2 separate regions of the Homo sapiens genome follow, and region 1 is linked to region 2. Evidence: chromatin loops called from intact Hi-C (ENCODE). Cell type or tissue: heart right ventricle. All regions are shown on one strand. Each heading gives the region's core, and the rest is flanking DNA. Links, peaks and the distances in the headings are about the cores only.

What was found. A loop is a pair of places that touch in the nucleus more often than their neighbours do. Peaks named below come from ENCODE experiments on the same cell type or tissue, not always from the same donor. Only the 100,000 strongest peaks of a DNase experiment are listed, where the experiment ranks them.
Region 1: it touches region 2 in a loop (3-fold over the local background); 10 of 110 quality-filtered maps call a loop at or near these places.

The regions. Positions count from the first base shown.
Region 1 is chr14:90,286,600-90,293,214 of GRCh38, forward strand. NRDE2 (NRDE-2, necessary for RNA interference, domain containing) reads right to left here. Exons shown (of 14, transcript NM_017970.4): 9 at 6,098-6,273; 10 at 3,622-4,008; 11 at 1,618-2,546. Among named protein-coding and RNA genes, the nearest start is that of PSMC1, 33 kb to the left of the region's middle. RefSeq lists an enhancer at 4,804-6,003. In heart right ventricle, for the core only: a CTCF peak has its summit at 2,924 (motif pointing right); a DNase peak (open chromatin) is centred at 2,322; H3K27ac peaks cover 2,880 bases.
Region 2 is chr14:90,824,631-90,831,245 of GRCh38, forward strand. LINC02321 (long intergenic non-protein coding RNA 2321) reads right to left here and starts at 3,544. Exons shown (of 4, transcript NR_184259.1): 1 at 3,359-3,544. RefSeq lists a silencer at 3,575-3,834. In heart right ventricle, for the core only: no CTCF peak of the experiment used is centred there; DNase peaks (open chromatin) are centred at 3,611 and 4,523; H3K4me3 peaks cover 1,492 bases; H3K27ac peaks cover 1,761 bases.

The DNA of each region.
Region 1 (6,615 bases), core at 699-5,698, 540 kb before region 2:
AGACTCAGGGGAGAACTGTCCCTCAGGCGTAGAGCGCTGTGTATGGGGCTTCTCCAAGGCCAGGAGAAGGCACAGGCCAGAGTTCTGTGGTTTCCACACCACATCGAATCTGTCTTGAAGTCACACAAAAACCCACTCGCCTCTGTTTTCTAAAGAAAGCTACCCTTTGCTGGGCGCAATGGCTCATGCCTGTAATCCTAGCACTTCGGGAGGCCAAGGTGGGTAGATCACAAGGTCAGGAGTTGGAGACCAGACTGGCCAATATGGTGAAACCTTGTCTCTACTAAAAATACAAAAATTAGCTGGTGCCTGTAGTCCCAGCTACTCGGGAGGCTGAGGCAGGAGAATTGCTTGAACCCGGGAGGCGGAGGTTGCAGTGAGCTGAGATCACGCCACTGCATTCCAGCCTGGGCAACAGAGTGAGACTCCGTCTCAAAAAAAAAAAAAAAAAAAAAAAAAAAAAAGAGAAAGAAAGCTACCCTTTAATCAGCAGAATGCAAATTCTACTTTACAGGAAGAAAAGACCTTTTGATTTATAATAGAGAAAGCAAGGCTCACATAGAGTGAACAAAATCCCAATGGAAGAAATAAAAAACAAGTGAAATATTATTCAAAGACAATTTTGGCTTATAAGGTCAGAGTGAAGCAACAGCAAAGATTCTGGGAAAACAATGATGCCTAAGCTAATGTGTCCCCCAGATTAACATTTAACCTTTAGAGAGAAAATACTGGATCAGGCCGGACACTGTGGCTCCCTCCTATAATCCCAGCACTTTGGAAGGCTGAGACGGGTAGATCGCTTAAGCTCAGGAGATGGAGACCAGCCTGGGCACTATGGCAAAACCCCGTCTCTACAAAAAATAAAAAATAAAAAAATTAGCCAGGCGTGGTGGTGCCTGTAGTCCCAGCTACCGGGGAGACTGAGGTGGGAGGATCACTTGAGCCCAGGAGGTCAAGGCTGCAGTGAGCTGAGACTGCACCACTGCACTCCAGCCTGAGCGACAGAGTAAGACCCTGTCTCAAAAAATAAAAATAAAAAAAGAAAATATCGTATCAAAGATGGAATTTAAACATGACACTTCTGTCACTAGGAATGCTGACAGAAGCTCCCAGTCATTACACACTTTGTACCAAGCACTTACCTCACTGACCCCTCAGAGAGACCCTATGAAGTAGGTTTTTCATTCCCATTTGACAGAGAGGGAGCTATGAGAGGGGAAGTGGCCTGCTCGAGTTCACCCAGCCGAGAAGAGCTGGCACTGGAATCCAGAAAGCTGCCACCTGGCCCCGGTGCTCTTAGCCATCAGGCTTTCGTGACGGCTTCTCAGCATTCCCGTGATCTGACAGCCACCACCCATGCACACAGAAACAACATTCATACTCCCCAGAAGCACACCCAGGCGACAGCCACCAACCCCCCTCCTGAGAGGCGCCGCTACTTTGTGTCTCGCTTGCCTTTCAATCCGTTATCCTATGACACCTACAGCCCCACGGCAGGTGTTCTGGGCACCGTGCCATGTTCATCCCTGTCTTCCTGAGACCCAGCAAGGTCAGGGCAACACAGCAAGCATTCCATAAACATTTGCGGGGCACACGAACAGAACGGTCTGGAATTACCTCTGGACAGTTTCCACCAGTCTCTTCCTCAGTTTCTCAGCTTCAATTGCAAACAACCAAGGCTCCAAGGGTTTGGCAGACCTGGTGATTGTGTCAAAAAATCTCCTGGTTTTGCTGGCACTGTGGGACTTATTCTGAATCTGTACATAGGACCTCCAAAGAACCTGGTTGCCTGGATACAACTTTAAAGCCTGTGAGAGTGCCTCTCGCAGAGGGGCCAGCGGGTAAACACTCACTTTCATGTGGAATCTCAGCAGGCTCGTGTGCATCAGTGTGATGGCTTCGAGAACACTGGTCCAACTCTGGGAGCTGGCACTGTCCCCCTCGCCAGAGCCTTCTGGGAAAACAGAACTGTTCAGTTTTGCAAACACCTGTTCGTATATCTGCACAGCAGCATCAATCCCTATGGTCAAATACTGGAAGAGCATGAAGCATTTAGCCAGGCTAATTAGGCGGCTACAGGAATCGGTGGGAGCTGGATTGGAGACACAGCTGTCACCCAAACAGTCCTGCAGTGCGTGCTCATAAGCCTTTCGCGCTTTCAAAATGTGAACAGCCAACACCTGTCCAGTGTAGGGCCCATAGGGGCTGCTCTCAGTCAGCTTGGTTAATATGTGAACAGCTCGAGCTGTGGCAGCCCTTCTCACTTCTGGCGACAGCTCCACCTCCAGCTCAGCATAGAGCAGACTGAGCTCACAGAGGTCAGAGTCTTTCAGTTCTCTGCTTCCTGCCATGCCAAGTGCTGTGTCAAAAACTTTTCTGGCATCCTCCGTGTTGCCAAGCAACCACTCCAGATGTGCATACTGCTTCCACAGGCAAAAGTTGTTGCAGTTTTCTGGCTCCTTAAGGAGATTCTTGGCTAGTTTTTTGCAGTTCTTCCCTTGAGACTTTAATCTCTTCTTGTTTTTAGTGTGCAGGCACCAAATGACCTACAGGGAAAAAGAGAAGAATGACTGCAGGTGCTCTGTAATTAAGGCGTCCTCTGCTGCCAACTGTAGAAAGCACTGACAGGAAAAAAGGCGTCTACGCTTCCTCCCTTTATCACGGGTCTGGTAAACACTGAGGCTCTCTGAGCTGGAAAAGAAATAAGGATTTTTACCAGGGCCACAACTGCCCCCAAATTTATAATCCAGGGTTCCAGCTGAAATCTCTATAAACAAAGCTGATACCTACAAATGTTCTTCTCCAAAGAGATGTGGCCACAACATTTCAACACACTATTTCAATACAGCCTGGTGTGTGTAATCTGTAGTTGAAGCTTCAGAACTTGGGTGCTAAGAGAGCCAGTACTAACTGTGGCCAGCAGAGGACAGAACAGCTGATCCAGACTCATTTCTAGCAGAAACAGGAGGGTAAGTATTATCAGTAGCTTATCTATTATTTATTTTTGAGATGGAGTCTCACTCTGTCACCCAGGCTGGAGTGCAATGGTGCGATCTCAGTTCACGGCAACCTCTACCTTCCATGTTCAAGCGATTCTCCTGCCTCAGCCTCCTGGGCAGCTGGGATTACAGGCACACGCCACAACGCCCAGCTAATTTTTGCATTTTTAGTAGAGACGAGGTTTTGCCATGTTGGCCAGGTTGGTCTCGAACTCCTGACCTCAGGTGATCCGCCCGCCTCGGCCTCCCAAAGTGCTGGGATTACAGGCGTGAGCCACCGCGCCTGACGCTGATCTATTTTAATAAGCCCCTGAATGCTCTGACGCTGCTTTAAAACTATTTTGAGCACTCATTGTTCATGTAAGGACGGGGACCTGGTAGTGCAAGATAATACAATAAACAGCTCGAGAGTCACTGAGGTAGCCTGACTCGTTCCTGCCTTACTCCTCTTCACTGCGGACCCTCAGAAGGGCAAACACACACAAGGTGCCTTCAGGGTCACTGGAGGAGGAGGTGCTGGGGCATAGTTCCAGGGAGAGCACTCGGAGGCTTACAATCCCGTTTATAAACACTGACATGAAATGAAAAGTCCCCAAACATGGGAGGACGAGTCTGGAATTACCTTTGCAATCTCATACTGTAACCAGGAGAAGCAGAGCTGGGACTTCTCTTTGCCTGAAAATAAAGGCATGACAAGGTGGAAGACATTGCGGATGAACTCCTCGCCCTCTCGGTTCTGACCCCTGGTCCAGCGAGGATAGCCCAACCTATCCATGCGGCCAACACAGCTAGCCCCAGAAAACAAAGGGTTGAAAAAAGTCAAGGGCTTTTCATCATAAAGTCCATTATCAAAGATGCTGTTCTCATCCATGGCCAGATAAAGACAGGAGGCTGGAGGAGTAAAGCCAGAAGGCACACCCAAGAACTGCAGGAAGGCCTCCACCAGCTGGAACTGAAGATCATGGCTGGAAAGTCTGATCAAAGATTGCCCAATATCATCAAACAACACCTGCAACAAAGACAAAATAAAGCGACCCATGTAACAAAACAAAACCCGCACATTTGTCACAATTCTCTTTATATGCATGTACTAATGGTTCAACATTATTCAAATTAAATCAATTTTAAACAGACAGGAGCTAAGCTCTCTGTTAGCACAAGCCAGAGGCCTTGCAAGGCAACCTGGACAGCTGGAGAATAACTGTTAGGCAGCCCTGTGGTGCCATTAACATTTCAACACATGGGAAAGCCTGAGGAGGAGAGAAGCCATGAACGGGTTTAAGCCAGAAGCTTTCAAAGTATCCTGATGGATTTGTAGAAAATCTAGAAACATGTTCACTTCTGAAAGCATACATAATTGCTTTTGTACTTTGATAACGCATGATGGTGAAAAATTTGTATTGTAAGATGGAAGATAAGAACTTTACTATTTGTGGTTTCCTTGTACAAAATTGCTCCAAGAAATGAAAAATATACTCAAAACTAGATAAACAGACAAAACTAGATAAACAGACTCAAGGTAAGAAGGAACCTACAGGAGCAATGGAGCACATTAAAAGCAATTATAAGAGCCTAACACTAACTGTAAATGTCTACAGCTGAGTTCATGTAATAATTTAAAAACATAAGGGCCAAGGAGGCCACCCTTTGTGTCCTGGTGCTGCTTATCTGATTGGTCTTTGTGGCTCTCAGCAAAGCGGAAATCATAACACAAGCACAATAAACTAGAGTATGTGGGACTCAATCAAAACCATCAATTAATCAGAAAGCTGCTCTTTATGTTAAAAATAAATTAGAAAGCTTTTCTCCCCCAGGCTTTGATTACAGAAAAAGCTAAATGGCAAGAAATCGCTTGCAGCAGCAGTCTGCTCCAGAAATCTGCTTCCAGGAGACTGCTGGGACTCTAAGCCTTGAGAAATGACTTCCAGAAGGGTGGCTGTGAACTCTACAAAATCCTCAGATACCAAAGAAAGATTCCACTCTTCTGCAGACATTCAGCTTCAGCGAGGCAAGAGGCCTCCCAGGTAAGTACCCTCTCCAAGACTTCCAGTGAGTTGAGGCTTCCCTAGAAGCTGGCCCCTTCTTCCTCCAGAGATCACCTCTGTCTCTATCCCCACTTCTCTGTGTCCTCACTCCAGTCTGGCCACCCCATTCCCCACTCCTCAAACGCTCCTGGCACTCTGGGGCCTTCACTTGTGCTGATCCCTCTGCCCAGAGCAGATGCTCCGTCATCAAACAAATATTCCTTCAACATCCAAGAGGATTCACCGAGTGCTCACCACAGGACAAATGCTGTTCTAGGCACTGACGTCAGAGCACTCAACAAAAGGGATAAACTCCTTGCCTTCAGGGCGCCTCGTTTGTAGAAAAGGTCACAGAGCTCCAAGACACAGAGTTGGTATCTGGTTAAACTGGATCAATTCCAGGTATCGAGACAGCATTTCTTCATTTTAATTTAAAACCTCCAGAGCTGCTGGCCACTAAACACAGAGCAGCATGTAACAAGTCACACGGTAACAGTAAATGAGATAACACAGATGAACTGCCTGGCACGCCACAGGTATTCAATAAACACTAGTTTCTTCTTCCGCAAGACACGCTGATGCCAACTGTCCAACATGGACCCTACGGCCAGTCCCTCTTGTCTTCTAGAGTCCAGTCTATCTGCTACAGCTTCACGGACCCAAGAGTGGGGTGGGGAAAGTGGACACAAGGAAAGAATCTAGGACAGTGATTCCGAGTTTTTTGAATAATCTGTATGTATCCCACAGGGCTCCACATGAAAAATTAACTGAATGACCTGGAAGACAATCTCCAGAGGGGTGACCACAAGGGCCCACCCACCTACTAGGGGACAGAAGCTCTCTGGTCAAGCACCTATATGCTCCCCCATCACCAGCAGCCAAGGAAATTCTACACTGATATCCAGCAGGAAGGAAGTTTCCACAGATGAGAACAGGAGCAGGTTAGCATCTCCTAAGCTAGCCAACTGCTAAGAGAGCTCCAGCGGCCTCCTTTCAGATAACCAAAGCGCATGGGAATGGAAAGCAGGCAGGGACCCCCTGGACAGCTTCCTGCCTGGGGCGGAGGATACATGCCTGTCTCTCGGGATCCTCACAGTCTTCCTCGGTTTGCTTCTTGGTCTTATCAGGGCGCCAGGGCCGCCAGTGCCTCTGGTCACGGGAACGCTCAGCAGCAAGCCAGATCTGCCACCTGGGCAGAGTCTTATCTTTTATTTCCTGGTCATCCTCTTCTGGTTCATCGTCATCCTCATCTAGACAAGAATGAGACTTCTTCACCTCATCAGCAAATAAAACCACCATCGCCACTCAATCAGCCTGCTATGTCAGGGACTGTTGGGCACCCGCAATGCCAAGATGTGTAAGAGCCATGCCAGTCTCCCAGGATACTCAGTGGCATTTAGGAACTCTTTGTAATCAATCAAGTCCTCAGGAAGCAAAGGAAGACAAGGTGATCAAATCAAATTATTTTTAATAGTATAGTGATTAAAATGGAAATGACACATACTCTAGAACAGTACTGTCCAACAGAACTCGCTGTGATGATGAAAATGCCCTACATACCTGCATTAACAGGGTAGCCACATGTGACTCAC
Region 2 (6,615 bases), core at 1,118-6,117:
GTGCGATCTCGGCTCACTGCAAGCTCCACCTCCCGGGTTCACACCATTCTCCCGCCTCAGCCTCCTGAGTAGCTGGGACTACAGGTGCCCGCCACCACGCCCAGCTGATTTTTTGTATTTTTAATAGAGATGGGGTTTCACCGTGTTAGCCAGGATCGTCTCGATCTCCTGACCTCGTGATCCGCCCACCTTGGCTTCCCAAAGTGCTAGGATTACAGGCGTGAGCCAAGATGCCCGGCCATTTATTGTATTTTTAGTAGAGACAGGGTTTCACCATGTTGGCCAGGATGATCTCGAACTCCAGACCTCGTGATCCGCCCGCCTCGGCCTCCCAAAGTGCTGGGATTACAGGCATGAGCCACCGTGTCTGCCCTTTTTCTTTCTTTCTTTCTTTGTTTTTTTTAGAGACAGGGTCTTGCTTTGTGTCTCTTGGGCTGGCATGCAGTGGCACCATCATAGCTCACTGCAGCCTTGAACTCCTGGGCTCAACCAATCCTCCTGCTTCAATCTCCCAAGTAGCGCCGCCATGTCCAGCTAACTTTTTTTAATTTTGTAGAGATGGGGGTCTTGCTTTGTGGCCTAGGCTGGTTTGAGCTCCTAAGCTTGAGTGATCCACCCACCTTGGCCTCCCAAAGTGCTGGCAGTACAGGCATGAGCTGTGATGCCCTGCCTGTAATAGGAATCTTCAGGAGTGTTTTCCTCACACTCAGAGTTCTGGGGACACTTCCGTGTTACCCTGTACCCCACCTGTCCTATCTTCTCCAAAAAAGGCATAGACTGGGTTTGTGATAAAATACCCACCTATATCTGTAAATGAACATCAAAGTAAAGATGGGAAACTATTCAGATACGGGGGAGAAAGGTGTATCTGCCAACAGGGAGGAGACTGACTGTTCCTCAGCATAAGGCTAGACTGATTTCTGAGCTTCCTAGCAGACCAGGCACAGAAGAAAACACGTGGAATGGTTTTATTTATTTAATTTTTTTTTTTTTTTAGATGGAGTCTCACTCTGTCACCCAGGTTGGAGTGCAGTGGCTTGATCTCAGCTCACTGCAACCTCCGCCTCCTGGGTTCCAGCAATTCTCCCTGCCTCAGCCTCCCAAGTAGCTGGGATTACAGGAATCTGCCACCATGCCCAGCTAATGTTTGCATTTTTTAGTAGAGACAGGGTTTCACCATGTTGGCTAGGCTGGTCTTGAACTCCTGACCTCAGGTGATCTGCCCACCTCGGCCTCCCGAAGTGCTGGGATTACAGGTGTGAGCCACTGCGCCTGGCAGAATGGTTTGATTTAAATGATGTTGTTGATTCACATATCAGGAGTTTGTTTGTTTGTTTGTTTTTTGAGATTAAAGTCTTGCTCTGTCACCCAGGCTGGAATGCAGTGGCACAATCTTGGCTCACTGCAACTTCTGCCTCTGGGGTTCAAGTGATCCTCCTCCCTTACCTTCCCAAGTAGCTGAGATTACTGGCATATGCCACCACGCCTGCCTAATTTTTGTATTTTTAGTAGAGACGGGATTTCACCATGTTGGCCAGTCTGGTCTCGAACTCCCGACCTCAAGTGGTCTGTCCACCTCAGCCTCCCAAAGTGCTGGGATTACAGGTGTGAGCCACCACGCCCAGCTGACATCAGGAGTTTTAAAGAGAAATCACGAACTAGGTGGGCACAAGGGACCTGGTTGTTCCTGGGGAGTTGTATCAGCAAACAGGTTTGAAGTTTGCACTTCGGACACGTTACTGTGAAAAAAAGAAACTAATTCTCATTTTGTGTGAAGGAGCCTGATAGACACAGGATCTGCTTCAGTGAGGAATTGTGAGTGATCTTCCCCTGCACAAGGCCAATAGGGTGCAAGGTTTCCACAGTTCAATTCAACAAACGTTTATTGAGTACCTACTATGTGCCGGACACAGTGTTAGGCCTTAGTGATACAATATTGTGTAGGGTATGGTCCCATCCCTCAAGGAACTCACAGTCTAGTGGGGGAAAGAAGTGAGCAACAGCTCTGCAGCCGGACCCAGAGGAACGCCAGGAATTAACTGTGGTGGGTGCTCCAGTAAGTCTTCCTGGAGAATGTTGCCCCCAAGCCAAGCCTTGAAAAAGGATCTCAGGTCCAGTCTGCTCACCAACCCTCACCATCTAACAAAGTGGTCCTGGGTTTTCAAAACTCTTGCACTCAAAATAGGGTCCCAGTATTCAGACATATGCAGTCCCAGATCACCCCCGACCATCAGATGAGAAAAACCCAACAATCTGGTCTCCTTTCCTGCAGCAAAGCACTTGGTGGTCAGAAGGGTTGGGGGTGAAGGTTTATGGGATCTGCTGGACAGCTGGTGAGGCATACAGACACTTCTGGTTATTATCTTTCTCCCAAATCAAATGCTAAAGGTACTAAAACCATGCTGACTGCATGAACCATTCCCTGGGGACTGGTAGGGCATTCCATTCCTCCCCACATTTGGGAGTCCAAACTGGGGTGGAGGGGTAAGAAGTAAAAGGTCTGGGTCAAGTGCTGCCCATCAGCTTGTTCATGATCAGGTACCCTTCAGTTTCCTTATTTGTAAGAGGAGAGTGCTAGTCAAGGAGGTCCTGGGCTCTGGTCGTTGATTCTGTCCTGTCAAAGTGAGAGTGGCTGGAATGGGATTGGTATATGGGTGCTCCCATACAGCTGAGGTTCCTTTCTGAGCTCTCAGGAAGCAAATTAAAAAAAAAATAATAATAATTACCAGGTGAGATGGCTCACAGCTGTAGTCCCAAGCACTTTGGGAGGCCGAGGCGGGTGGATCACCTGAGGTCAGGAGTTCGAGACCAGCCTGGCCAACATGATGAAACCCGTCTCTATTAAAAATACAAAAATTAGCCGGGTGTGGTGGTGGGCACTTGTAATCCCAGCTACTCGGGAGGCTGAGGCAGAAGAATCGCTTAAACCCGGGAAGCAGAGATTGCAGTGAACCAAGATCACTCCACTGCACTCCACCCTGGGTGACAGAGTGAGACTCCATCTCAAAAAAATAAAAAATGAAAAATAAAAATAAAACGAATAATAATAATAAGGCATCTGAAAAAACTCTTGAAGTTAGGAAACCTGGATTTGATTTTCATCTCTGTAACTGACCTGCCGTGTGACCTTGTGAAAGGCGTGTCCCCTCTCTGGGGGTGTCAGTGGACTAATTCCCGAGTTAGCTGTGGGGGGAGATGATCACTGGCATTTAACAGTAAGGTGGGGCTTCAGAAGTCCATCTACTGCGAAGCAAGAGAAAACTCCACGGAATACACGACTGAAACGAGTGGGAAGCCAGATGTGTCACGGACGTAGGGAGGGGAAGATGAAGGTCCCAGCAAAATCCCGGGAACATACCTGTCAAAGGGTCAGCGAGAAAACCAGTCCCTTGGCTGGTTGAAAGGAACACTTGATTCTTTGTCAGAAAGCAGCCTTGCGCTTCTAAGGGGTCTGCTGTCTGAAAGAAGCCTTCGAGGCTCGCAGACCTGGGGAAGAACTCAACCTGCCTTCAGCCCATGGGGACTGGGGCCGGCGCGGCTTTCTGGAATCGAACGGAACGAGGCGACCAGGCGCGGCGGCGGCAGCCAATGAGGGAGCCTCCTGATGAGGTCATGCAGTTCCTGGGCGCTTCATTGGCGGATCCTTCGCGGGGCCGCGGCGGGGGCCGCAGGGCGGAGCGAGGCGGGGCGAGGCGGGGCGGAGGCGGTGCCTGCCAGAGCCCGGACCTAAAACCGCGGTTCGATTTTCCTTATTTCCTCCCAGCGCTTATTTCCCCTGAGCGCGATGGGTCAGGCCCTTCTTAAGAGAGCAGTGAAAATACCCAGAAAAAAGGGCTTTTACTCACTCCAGAGACTGGGTTTACTTATTTTGGGTGAGCCCTCATTTTCTTTAGTAAAAGTGGAGGGTTGTTTAGTTTTGTTTCAATCCAGGCCAAACGCACTATTAACTCTAACCATTTAGCAACGCTGAGAGAATGTCCCTTGGTAGCCTTTTATTTGCCCACTGTGGTCCTCTAACCCGCTGTGTTGGGAGCACCGAACACCAGCTTTGTTCCACAGACGTGGAAACAGACCCAGGCGACTTGCCCAGGGTTATGTGGCCATTCAGTGGGACAGTGGGGGAACAGAGAACTAAGCTTTTGGTCCCTGCTGCCTGCCCAGGGGACCCACTCTCATGACCCTGGGTCACAGCCCAGGGCTCCCCACAGCCCAGGGCTCCCCACAAGGAAAGGCAGTCAAGTCAACCTTGCTGCTTCCTGTTGCAAGCTTTTGATACATCAGTTTCATTTTCAAAATACCGCCCAGAGTAGTCTATGGTCAGCAGAAAGATGCTGACAGCACTGTCTATTCTAGGAAGTTATTTTCGAATGAACTACAGTGTGAGGGACGGTTGGAATGTCCCTGATGCTGAAGGAGCCTGGCAGCTATTACGCTGGTCCTCAGCCCACCAGGCCTTCCTTTTTAAGAGGTATCTAGGAACTTGCATAATGCCTCTGTTTTGTTGCAGTCTAAGGGCGCTGACCCTTTGCCCAGAGAGAAGCGGAGTTTTAAGTGATGTGTACAGGACACTCTTCTAAGGATGAGACCCTGGCACTTGGCCTGGGCCCTCAAATATGCGTTGAATGACTGATACAGCCTGAATGCCTGTTATCAGACTCAGAGATTGTGTGGGCCAGGGAAGGCAGGCAGCAGAGAGAGTGCGGGCAGGCCGGGCGCGGTGGCTCACACCTGTAATCCCAGCACTCTGGGAGGCCGAGGTGGGCAGATCACTTGAGCTCAGGAGTTCAAGACTAGCCTGGGCAACATGGCAAAACCCTGTCTCTATTTTTATTTAGAAAGAAAGAAAGAGAGCGAGAGAGAGAGAGACAAAGAGAAAGAAAGAAAGAAAAAGAAAGAAAGAAAGAAAGAAAGAAAGAAAGAAAAAGAAAGAAAGAAAGAAAGAAAGAAAGAAAGAAAGAGGAAAGAGCAGAGTTAGATGGCCTCACTCGTGGGAGGATGCCATCTGTCATCTGGGATCTTTATCTCCTTTCCTGTATTTGAGGAATCCCCCACCAGAGACACTGAAAATGCCAGGCACTCACTGTGCCAGACCCCCTTGTTTCTACAGTGAGGGGTGGGGGACCTCAACCCTGCCAGGCAGACGCCACTCAGAAAGCAGGTGCAGGAGCGTGGGCAGCCTCAGCCTGATTCGGAGGCATCCCAGGTGGCAACTGCTCTGGCAGGCCATGTGAGTGGGGCTGGGGTGCACTTGGGTATCTGTGCCCAGCAGTGGTGGCAGCACTTTTCCTCCCTGCCAGACCAGTCCTGCGGAGGATGTCCAGCCTCCCAGCCTGGGTCCCTTCCTCCCAGAATGTGTGCACCTGATGTGATGAATTCCACTTCTACCTAAATCAGCCAGAGCTGGTTTCTGTGGTTTCTAGCAGAGAACTGGACTGCTGGAGGAGGCTTCCTGTAGGAGGGACAGGCACTGGCTAGGCAAGAAAGGATGGGCGCCCAGGTAGAAAAAATGGCACCAGGCTAAGGGTGGGGAGGAGACGGAGGACGGAGAGGCATCGTGGTACCATCTTCCTTCAGACCAAGTCACAAGTTTCAGAATTGTGTGGAAGGAAGCAAGTCACATTGCTGGGTCGGGTATCCTCCAGCCTCTCACAGGAGTTATAAAGGGTCCTAGGAGTCATGATTGGGCTGGAGGGGTTTCCTGCAGGTCTGCTTTTTCCCCTTTGAGCCTTCCTTCCTTCCTTCTTTTTTTTTCTTCAGACAGAGTCTTGCTCTTATCACCCAGGCTAGAGTGCAATGCCGAGATCTCAGCTCACTGCAACCTCAGCCTCCTAGGTTCAAGCGATTCTCCTGCCTCAGCCTCCTGAGTAGCTGGGATTACAGGTGCCTGCCACCACGCCTGACTAATTTTTATATTTTTAGAGACAGAGTTTCCCCATGTTGGGCAGGCTGGTCTCAAACTCCTGACCTCAGACGATCCGCCCGCCTCAGCCTCCCAAAGTGCTGGGATCTGAGCCTTTTACTCAAGAAACTTGGGCTTTTCTTCCCCAGTGGGAAGGGAGGTTAGGTTTAAGAGAGGAGATCAGGCTCCTGGTAGCCTTTTACTAGGCGGGCTTCTCTGATTTTATTAGGAAGCCTCAGTGTGCTCCCCAATAGGTAAGTCCTTCACCTGAAGTACAATTTTAACTTGGGGTGAAGACTTTCTTTTTAGAATGAAAGATGAGGCTTAAAATGCCCCTTTCCCCAGCCCTAACGCAGCCCTTGCATTTCCACCTTTGATGGGCGAACTCACTCCAGTGGGGCTGGCCCTTTGCCGCTCTGTGTTCATTGACATGGGTGTTGGGAGGACGCTATTCCCTGAGCCACCCTTTCCCAGGTGGGGAAACTCTGGTGGTGCTGGGGGCCTGGGGATGAGCTGCCTTCTTTGGAGCAGAGTTTGAGAGAGCAAGGAGGGCTCAGGAGCCTGGGGATGGAGGTGAGGTAGGGAAAGCCTCCAGAAGGCGGGCAGGGGCTGGCATCCCGGACCGGCGCTTCCCACCCCTCTTCTCAGGCCTCCTCCCCAGCAAAGGTGCCAGACGCCCTGGGCTGTCGCCGTTCCCCCATGGGGCAGTAAGAGCT